Regions from separate parts of the Homo sapiens genome. Here region 2 is linked to region 1. The links are chromatin contacts, found by POLR2A ChIA-PET in ENCODE. All regions are on one chromosome and are shown on one strand. Each heading gives the region's core, a stretch centred on a gene start or an enhancer-like site at or near the end of the contact. The rest is flanking DNA. Distances are from core to core; before and after follow the strand shown.

Region 1 (4,263 bases), core at 815-3,314:
CCAAAAGTTTTAGTGTATGGTTTATTTAAAAGGACAGCAGTTGCAAAAGCTTCTCCCCGTCTTGTTTTTTCTTTGTTCTCTGATGGCCTTTTTTGCTTTTGTTGTGGTAGTATGTACGACAATCCTTTCTCCTTCCTCTTCCTCGCACTTTCTGGGGACAGTAGTGATGAAGAAGATGAAGAAGAAGATGATGATGATGGTGATGGTGATGATGAAGGTGGTGGTGGTGGTGATGATTTTTCTTGTGTCCAGTTTGGGTCCAGGTATCAGAGGAATGGAGTCTTACCCCTGCATGTGCGTAGATGCTTAGGAACTAACTTCTATAAGCTCTAACAAGGGGCGTGCTTTGAATCCAGGCAGGATAGGGTCAAATGAGGTGGGCTCCAGAGTATATTGATGTGTTCAGACCTTCTCATGGGATAAAGTAGCACATAGGAGAATTTTCTTTTTTTCTTTCTTTCTTTCTTTTTTTTTTTTTTTTTTGAGGCAGAGTTCTGCTCTTGTTGCCCAGGCCGGAGTGCAATGGCGCAATCTCGGCTCACGGCAACTTCCTCCTCCTGGGTTCAAGTGATTCTCCTGCCTCAGACTCCCAAGTAGCTGGGATTACAGGCACCCGCCACCATGCCCGGCTAATTTTTGTATTTTTAGTAGAGACAGGGTTTTGCCAGGTTGGCCAGGCTGGTCTCGAACTCCTGACCTCAAGTGATCTGCCCGTCTTGGCCTCCCAAAATGTTGGGATTACAGGAGTGAGTCACTGTGTCTGGCCCCAGAATTTTCAGAGTTGTCGCCTGGCAAGTTTGGAGGAAAACTTTATGTATAATCATTTTTCAAAAGCATGAAAACAGATTAAAGATCAGTCATCAAGTTTATCCACCTTTAGATCTAAAATGAGGGACCCTTCATTTATCTATTGCGAGAATGTTATTGTGAACTACCAGATGTGACAACTTGTACTCTCTGAGGCATGTTTTCTTAAGTACAGTTGCATGAATTGCTGCTATTTAGTAACGGGAGAGGGGCTGGGATTTGGGGGAGGTGTGTGTGTGTGTGTGTGTGCGTGCGTGCTCCCTTCCCACCCCCTCCCAGCCTCCACCGCCCCCCTGTTCACCCCCATTGAGCTCAGTCTGGGCAATCCATCGAAGAACATATGAGGTCATACCATCTGCATAACTGTGACTTTGCTTTCATGTCTAGCCTTAAATTTCTCTTAGCACCTCCTGGACCTCAGTGAAGCCAGACCCCATTTGTTTAAAGAGCCTTTGAAATGACCGCAGAGGCTGAAACATAGTTCCGGATGTTGCTGAATGTTTACCCCTGGAAACCGAGTGAAAAGCACTACTTGGGTTGTGTAGGTGACTTTGAGCAAGAGAATATAATAGCACCTTCTTTCTAATCCTCTGACTCATTGTCTTACAATTTTGCTCTTAAATTGAAGTTTCCTGTGGACTGAGTTGGTGTTTGTGCCCAGCACTGTTCAAAAATAACTCCAGGCTATAAATAGAGACTGCAGTAGGAGTTAGGTACACTTCATTCAATTCGATGGTGTTCAGAAGAATCATTAGAGAATACGTAAAGAGACAGAGGAATGTTGATGCAAGGTTGAATATTGATTCAGGAAGGTTGATATTTGTATTACGCTGAACATTTTATCACCATTTCTCAAGTAAATTTCCCAAAGGTGAAAGTGTCTTTTTCACGTAGATAAAATCCTATTGCATGATTATAGTAATAAAGCAGGCATCCTTCCTAGGAACCAGTTTCCACATGGTAAAAGTGCTGTGTTACCTGTTTTACTGTAAATTTTCTGTGGGAGAAATTCTCTCTCCCTGGCCTATTTAGTTGTGACTTTCTCTAACAACCGTATCAGATTGTGTGCTGCTTTTACTAATACCTCTCTTTCTGGACTTCTAACACCCCAGCCTTGCCTCAGATCTAAATTCTCTCCCTACTAGGAGGAATAAAATGTACCAAGTGTATAAAAATAGCTGCAAATACTCATGGAGCATTGTGCGCCAGATGTGGTGTCAGCTCTGTCCATGTATCAGCCCCTTTACTCCTCGCTGTAGCCTGCTGTGAGGAAGTGGCAGGGGGAACGGGGGGGCCGGGGGGACAGACAAGAGGGTCAAAATCATAGAAATGCATTCAGACTTGAGCATCCTGAATCCAGACTCATGTTCACCACCGCACCGTGCTGCCACCCACTTTTCCATTTCTGCCCAAATAGGTCTTGTTTGTTCTTGTTCCTTACTACTGTTTTTGCTGCCGAGAGTCTGTGCATCTACTCGGTTCCTTTGGCAGGGAAGTGCCAGCATTTCACTCCTTAATTACAAAATGCCATCCCAGTCAGTTGATATGTCCCTTGTTGGCCGTTACAGTGAACTGTGATCATCCAGATTTTGGCAGCTTATAGGTTCTTAGTTGATATAAAAAAGAATGCCAAAGCATGGGTAAAAATACATGACATAACTATGTAAACAAGTAGAAGAACTTAGGGTTCTTCTAAGTAGGGTCAGAGCCAAGATGAGCTAGCAAAAAACCTTGTTACTTTTTTTTTTTTGAGACGGAGTCTTGCTTTGTCACCCAAGCTGGAGTGCAGTGGAGCGATCTCGGCTCACTGCAACCTCCACCTCCTGGGTTTAAGCAATTCTCGTGCCTCAGCCTCCCAAGTAGCTGGGATTACAGGTGCATGCCACCACACCTGGCTAATTTTTGTATTTTTAGCAGAGACAGGATTTCACCATGTTGGCCAGAGTGGTCTCAAACTCCACACCTCAGGTGATCTGCCCACCTCGGCCTCCCAGAGTCTCAAACTTCTGACCTCAGGTGGTCCGCCCACCTCGGCCTCCCAAATTGCTGGGATTACAGGCGTGAGCCACTGCGTCCAGCCAAAACCTTGTTACTTTGAGCAGTCAGCAAAGAAATAGTACTTTATCCTTCCCCCTTTCTCATTGATCTTCCCAGAATTTTTTTACTCTGAAGTAAGCAATTTTAACACTCACTTCTTGCCTGGTAAGACTAATGTCATAGAAGAAAGAATCATCAGGGGTTGGATCGCTCTCTCCATCTGCTGGCCCAGTGGATTCGATGTCTTATAAATCTTTTTGGAAGTAGTTGGGACATACATTTATATGTTAAGTATTTATAGGGGTGATGATAAGGATTAATTTTAAAAAGGTAAAACATTCCTTCTGTAATGTTTTGCAGACTTCTGAGAAAAGAACTGTTTGAGATATAAAGAACTGCTTTTTGCGCGAGTGGCATAAATGAGTGAAGTGAGAATTACCGTGTGTGAAAAGATAACTGTTGGGTGGTGGGCTTAATGCATGGGTGATGAAATAATCTGTACAGCAAACCTCCTGTAACAGACCTTCATATGTACCCCCAAACCTAAAATAAAAGTTAATAAAAATCAATAAATCAATAAATAAAAGCTGGAAGTTGATCTGAAAAAAAAAATTACCCCATGGTAAAGGTACCGCAGAAGTTATCCGGAGGAAAATGTTTCTAATTGTTTCCTAGGAAGTTGATGACTAGAAAGAAATTTGGTGGTTTTGTGTTTGTTTTTTAACTGTAAATATTTCAGTGAAGGAGGTCAAATCTTGAATGTCACAAGCCTTATATGAGTAGAGAAAGGGAAAATTAGTGAATAGTGAAAAACGTTGACATTGACTCTCCTGTTTTTGCTGATTGTCACTGCTTGGGGTTGAAACATAGAAACAGTGGAAAAGAAATCATTCTGGCTGGGCACAGTGGCAAGCACAGGTAATCCTATCACTTTGGAGGCCGAGGTGGGAGGCTTGTCTGAGCCCACGAGTTAGAGGCTGCAGTGAGTCGTGATCATGCCACTGCACTCCAGCCTGGGTGATAGAGTGAAACCCTGTCCCTCTCTTCTCTCTGTCTCTCTCTGTCTCTCTCTGTCTTTCTCTGTCTCTGACACACACACACACACACACACACACACACACACACACACACACACACAGTCTTTCCACCATATCTATCCCTAAGATCCCCCAGTGATTTCCCTTCTCACACAGAGTAAAATCCAAAGCCTCTGACCATGGTCTACAAGGCCCTGCATCTCACGTACACTCCACATACTACACACACACACACCACGCGCTACACACACACCCCCACACCAAGCATACATGCACATACGTGCCCCATTCTAACTTAATCTCCCTCTACTTGTCTACTTCCCCTAACTCATGTACTGGACTCCTGTTCTTTGCACGTAATACTCCCTCCTGCCTTAGGCCT
Region 2 (4,263 bases), core at 1,269-3,768, 220 kb after region 1:
CAGTCCAGGTTCCAGTCCCAGCTCCACGAGTGGTGTTGATCCCCCTAGCCCTGTGCCTCCATTCCCCCATCTACATAATGGGGTTGGCAGCAGTACCTGGCACCAAGGGATTTTGTGAGGAATGAAAATGGGCATATGCATAAAGCACTTATAGTGTCTGGCATGGTAAAAGGCAATAAATGTTATTCATTTTTGTAAGTATTACCAAAACTTCACACCAAACCTTAGATTCAGTCTTCTGTATGCCCCCGTGTTTATCAGTTTCTTCACTGCTAAGATTACAGTGGAAGACCATATTGTGTAGTAGGTAAGAGCATGGACCACCTAACTTTGGGGAAATTAATTATCTTCTCCTAGAACTAAATTCTAGTTTTAGGGAATACGATATGTTCTTCATTCATAATCTTGGCAGCCTTTCTCATTTTATAATTATTTATTAGCCACTCCTCTCCTCAAGTAGACTAAATAAAGGCAGTAACTGTCTTTTTTTCTTACTACTGTGCATAGCATTTAATTAATATTAAATAATTGTTTAATAATTGTTGGTGAAACTATAACGTGGTAGGGAGAAATAAATGATGCAATGTCGTGAAGTACTTACCATATTTATTAAACACTTTTATAAAACCATATTTATTAAACACTTTTTTTTATGAGATAGGATCTGGCTCTGTCGCCCAGGCTGGAGTACAGTGGCGCAATTATGGCTCACTACTGCCTCCACCTTCTGGGCTGGGCTCAGTTTGTAGAGACAGGGTCTCACTGTGTTGCCTAGGCTGGTCTCAAACTCCTGGGCTCAAGTGATCCTTCCGCCTCGGCCTTCTAGTGTGCTGGGATTACAGGTGTGAACTTCCGTGCCCAGCCAAATAAATGCTTTTAAGAGCAGTAGTTGCAATCCTCTGAATTTAAAATGGGAAACCTTGCTGTGTTTTCATCCTCTCTCATTAGTGAGGGACTAGATATGCATTTTGTGGTCGACCTTTTGTTCTCTGGTATAAATTCTATAAAAGTCTTCATTCATTCAATCAAAATGTATTTATAAAGATTTTATGCCGGGTGTGGTGGGTTGTGCCTGTGATCTGAGCCGCCGAGGTGGGTGGATCATTTGAGCTCAGGAGTTCAAGACCAGCCTGGGCAATGTGGTTAAACCCCATCTCTACAAAAAATTTTTAAAAATCAGCTAGGCTGGTGATGCATGCCTGTAGTCCCAGGTACTCAGGAGGCTGAGATGGTAGGATCACCTGAGCCTAGGAGGTGGAGGCTACAGTGCTCTGTGATTGCATCACTGCACCCAGCCTGGGTGACAGAGTGTAACCTTGTCCCCACCGTGCCTCCCCTCAAGAAGATTTTCGTATGTGCAAAAACACTGCCAGGCTAGGAAAACAAAGTCCTTAAATAGCTTAATTTGAAGTTAGGGTTATTCCCTATGACTGCTAACAGGTGGCCATATTTTTCAGTAGAAAGTTAGTCACAAGATATTTGTTGAGCACATTCGACCTCTTTCCCATTGGGTATGATTGTATCGTCTCATCTCTGAAGCTTGCTTGCTGAAAACCATTTGTCAATGGTTTATTCTTTCTATTCAGGTGCAGTTTCAGTTTGTTCTGCTGACTGACACACTGTACTCCCCTTTGCCTCCTGAATTACTTCCCACTGAGATGGAAAAAACTCATGAGGACAGGCCTTTCCCTCGCACAGTGGTAGCAGTAGAAGTCCAGGATTTGAAGAATGGAGCAACACACTATTGGTCTTTGGAGAAACTCAAGTATGAAAACATTCATAAAGGCTGGTTGTTTTATTTAGGAAATAACAATGACCTGCTCAAGTGAGCTCCCTCCAGCTCTCCTCTCTCTGAGGACACTGTTGCTTACTTCCCTGTACTTTCTAAATGCTGTTGTTGGCCAATGGTATTACCATCCATCTGTTTTCTTTTAAGTGAATAAATGCACTCCTCACACACTCTGACATTTGTAGATATTTAAGTTTACCCTCCATAGACCCTCTTATAAATTTTAAATATTCCAGTTTCATCATATTTCTGTTACAGATTTGGAACTTATTTATTTTTTCTATCCTGGACCTCAGGATAATCAATAATAAACATGGAAGTTATAATCTGGCTTCTTTTACATGTAGTATAATGAGGTATTTCCCCCGTCTCAGTGTATTTGAGATGTCACATACAGTTGACCTACAATATTCCCCCTTATGACTTTTCACCCGGTAGAGGATAGGTGGCCATTCTTGACTTTTGATGGCTTATCTCTAGAATCAAGACACTTTAGATACTGAGTGTTGGTTTCTGTATTTTTGGGCTTCATTCTTTTTAGTAACATTAAACAGTGGGAGCAACTCCTTTTTTTTTTTTTGAAGAAAATCTTGAACGGAAGATGCTTCCAAAGTGAAAGTTTAATGCAATCTCATTATATTAACCCAATGTGCTTTGTGTTTACTAAATAGGCAGAGGCTGGATTTGATGCGAGAGATGTATGATAGGGCAGGGGAGATGGCCTCCAGTGCCCAAGACGAAAGCGAAACCACTGTGACTGGCAGCGATCCCTTCTATGATCGGTTCCACTGGTTCAAACTTGTGGGGAGGTATGTGATGATTTTGTTGATGTCTTCTTTTAAAATAATGATTAGTTTTAAGTGTTTAAAACCTGAGCAGATAATATAAAAAGTTAAGAGGAAAAAAAAAGGTGTAAAAAGGCCTTATCTATAATCTTATCCACTCACAACCACTGCGTCATTTGGTATATTTCCCTTCAGTTATATTCAGCAGGCATTTTTGTTTCGACTCTCAAACTTTCAGCCAAAGTATTTAAATCTTCCCTGACTTTAAACTTACAAAGTGTTCTGTAATTGATTAAGATAAATTTAGAAGGAAAAGAAAACTTACGCCTGTATCCTACACAGTTTAAATTCATAGTACAGCTTATCAGACACAATCTCTTCGTGATCTGATTTGTTTTTCTTTTTTTTAAAAAGCAATTCATCCCACTTTAGTCATTGCAAGGGTAAATTAATTGCACCTTGGTAGTCCCCTTCAGCCTCATTTTTTTTTTATACATTATTTCCAGCACTTAATGAAAACACATAGTGCCTCTATGAGTCCATATTGAGTCAAGTGTTCTTAGAGGTTTTCAAATTTTCAAAGCAGGGAAATTTAACTTTGAGCTTATGATTTCAGAATTTGAATTGCTTTTTCAATTGCAGAAAACCCTGTGATGTTTTTTAAAGAGGCTGGGTAAAAAGGAGTTGCTGAAGTCATAGTATGTTGTGGAAATGAAGTAAATCTTTTCCACTCTGCTCTGATAGCAAAGTAGTTTTTCAAAGAGATGAATTGGCCAAACACATCTTACCCTAGCAAAGCACATGCTGCTTTGCCATATGCCATTTCATCCATTTTGGTTTCTGCTCCAAAATGACGTGAGAATTTCAGTAAAGACTGAAAGCCTTCTTGTTTCACTTTGATGTTGAGTGGGTCCTTTGAGGCCTGGATGCTGATCTTTTATGTGAACTGGAGAATGTAAACGTGTTATAGCACAGTATTTACCTAGGATGGTCTACTCACGTGTTTCCTTTGCTTTTCTTATTCTAAGGATTAGTCCTTACATAACTTTTTCAACTTGCCCTTGTTCCCTTTCACCTGACCCAAATGATTTATGCTTATTTTATCCTTTTGCTTTTCCATTTGCTTTTATTGTGTTGATTCCCCAGTGGATTCTGTCCTGTTAGCACCTATTGCTTCCTGTTTAACCAACTATTCCTCTCTCCCTGGCTGTGTTAATTGGCGTCTTACCTGGTGTCTAGCTCCCCCATTTTCCACGGCTGTGTGAACGAGCGCCTTGCCGACCGCACACCCTCCCCCACTTTTTCCACGGCCGATTCCGACATCACTGAGCTGGCTGACGAGCAGCAAGATGAGATGGAGGATTTTGATGATGAGGCATTCGTGGATGACGCCGGCTCTGACGCAGGGACGGAGGAGGGATCAGATCTCTTCAGTGACGGGCATGACCCGTTTTACGACCGATCCCCTTGGTTCATTTTAGTGGGAAGGTTGGTGAGGTTATTGTGAGAAAGGCGAAAAGGGACCAGCTCTTGCTCTGAAGGCCTCCCTGCTTGCACAATTTTGGATAACCTTGCATTAGCCAATTCAACTCATGAATGCTCTTTTTCAAGTTCTCCAATACTTCAAGCTCTTAGTCAGTGCTGGTCTGGCTGAGATGGTTCTCAGGCATTGTGTGTGAGGTCCTCAGT

What was found. ChIA-PET counts read pairs that join two places held with the same protein, here RNA polymerase II (POLR2A).
Region 2: POLR2A ChIA-PET joins it to region 1 with 12 read pairs in BJ. The contact joins two enhancer-like sites. POLR2A ChIA-PET finds 5 or more read pairs at or near these places in 2 of 52 experiments (BJ and GM12878).

The regions. Positions count from the first base shown.
Region 1 is chr1:10,107,112-10,111,374 of GRCh38, forward strand. All of the region lies in intron 7 of UBE4B (ubiquitination factor E4B), which reads left to right. Among named protein-coding and RNA genes, the nearest start is that of UBE4B, 76 kb to the left of the region's middle. RefSeq lists an enhancer at 1,613-2,113. Within about 2 kb of position 2,065, at least 17 of the 41 ENCODE cell types and tissues checked have a DNase peak (open chromatin) inside an H3K27ac peak, as active enhancers do.
Region 2 is chr1:10,322,298-10,326,560 of GRCh38, forward strand. KIF1B (kinesin family member 1B) reads left to right here. Exons shown (of 49, transcript NM_001365951.3): 25 at 1,587-1,765; 26 at 2,461-2,598; 27 at 3,814-4,062. Among named protein-coding and RNA genes, the nearest start is that of PGD, 75 kb to the right of the region's middle. RefSeq lists an enhancer at 3,191-4,263. Within about 2 kb of position 2,519, at least 2 of the 41 ENCODE cell types and tissues checked have a DNase peak (open chromatin) inside an H3K27ac peak, as active enhancers do.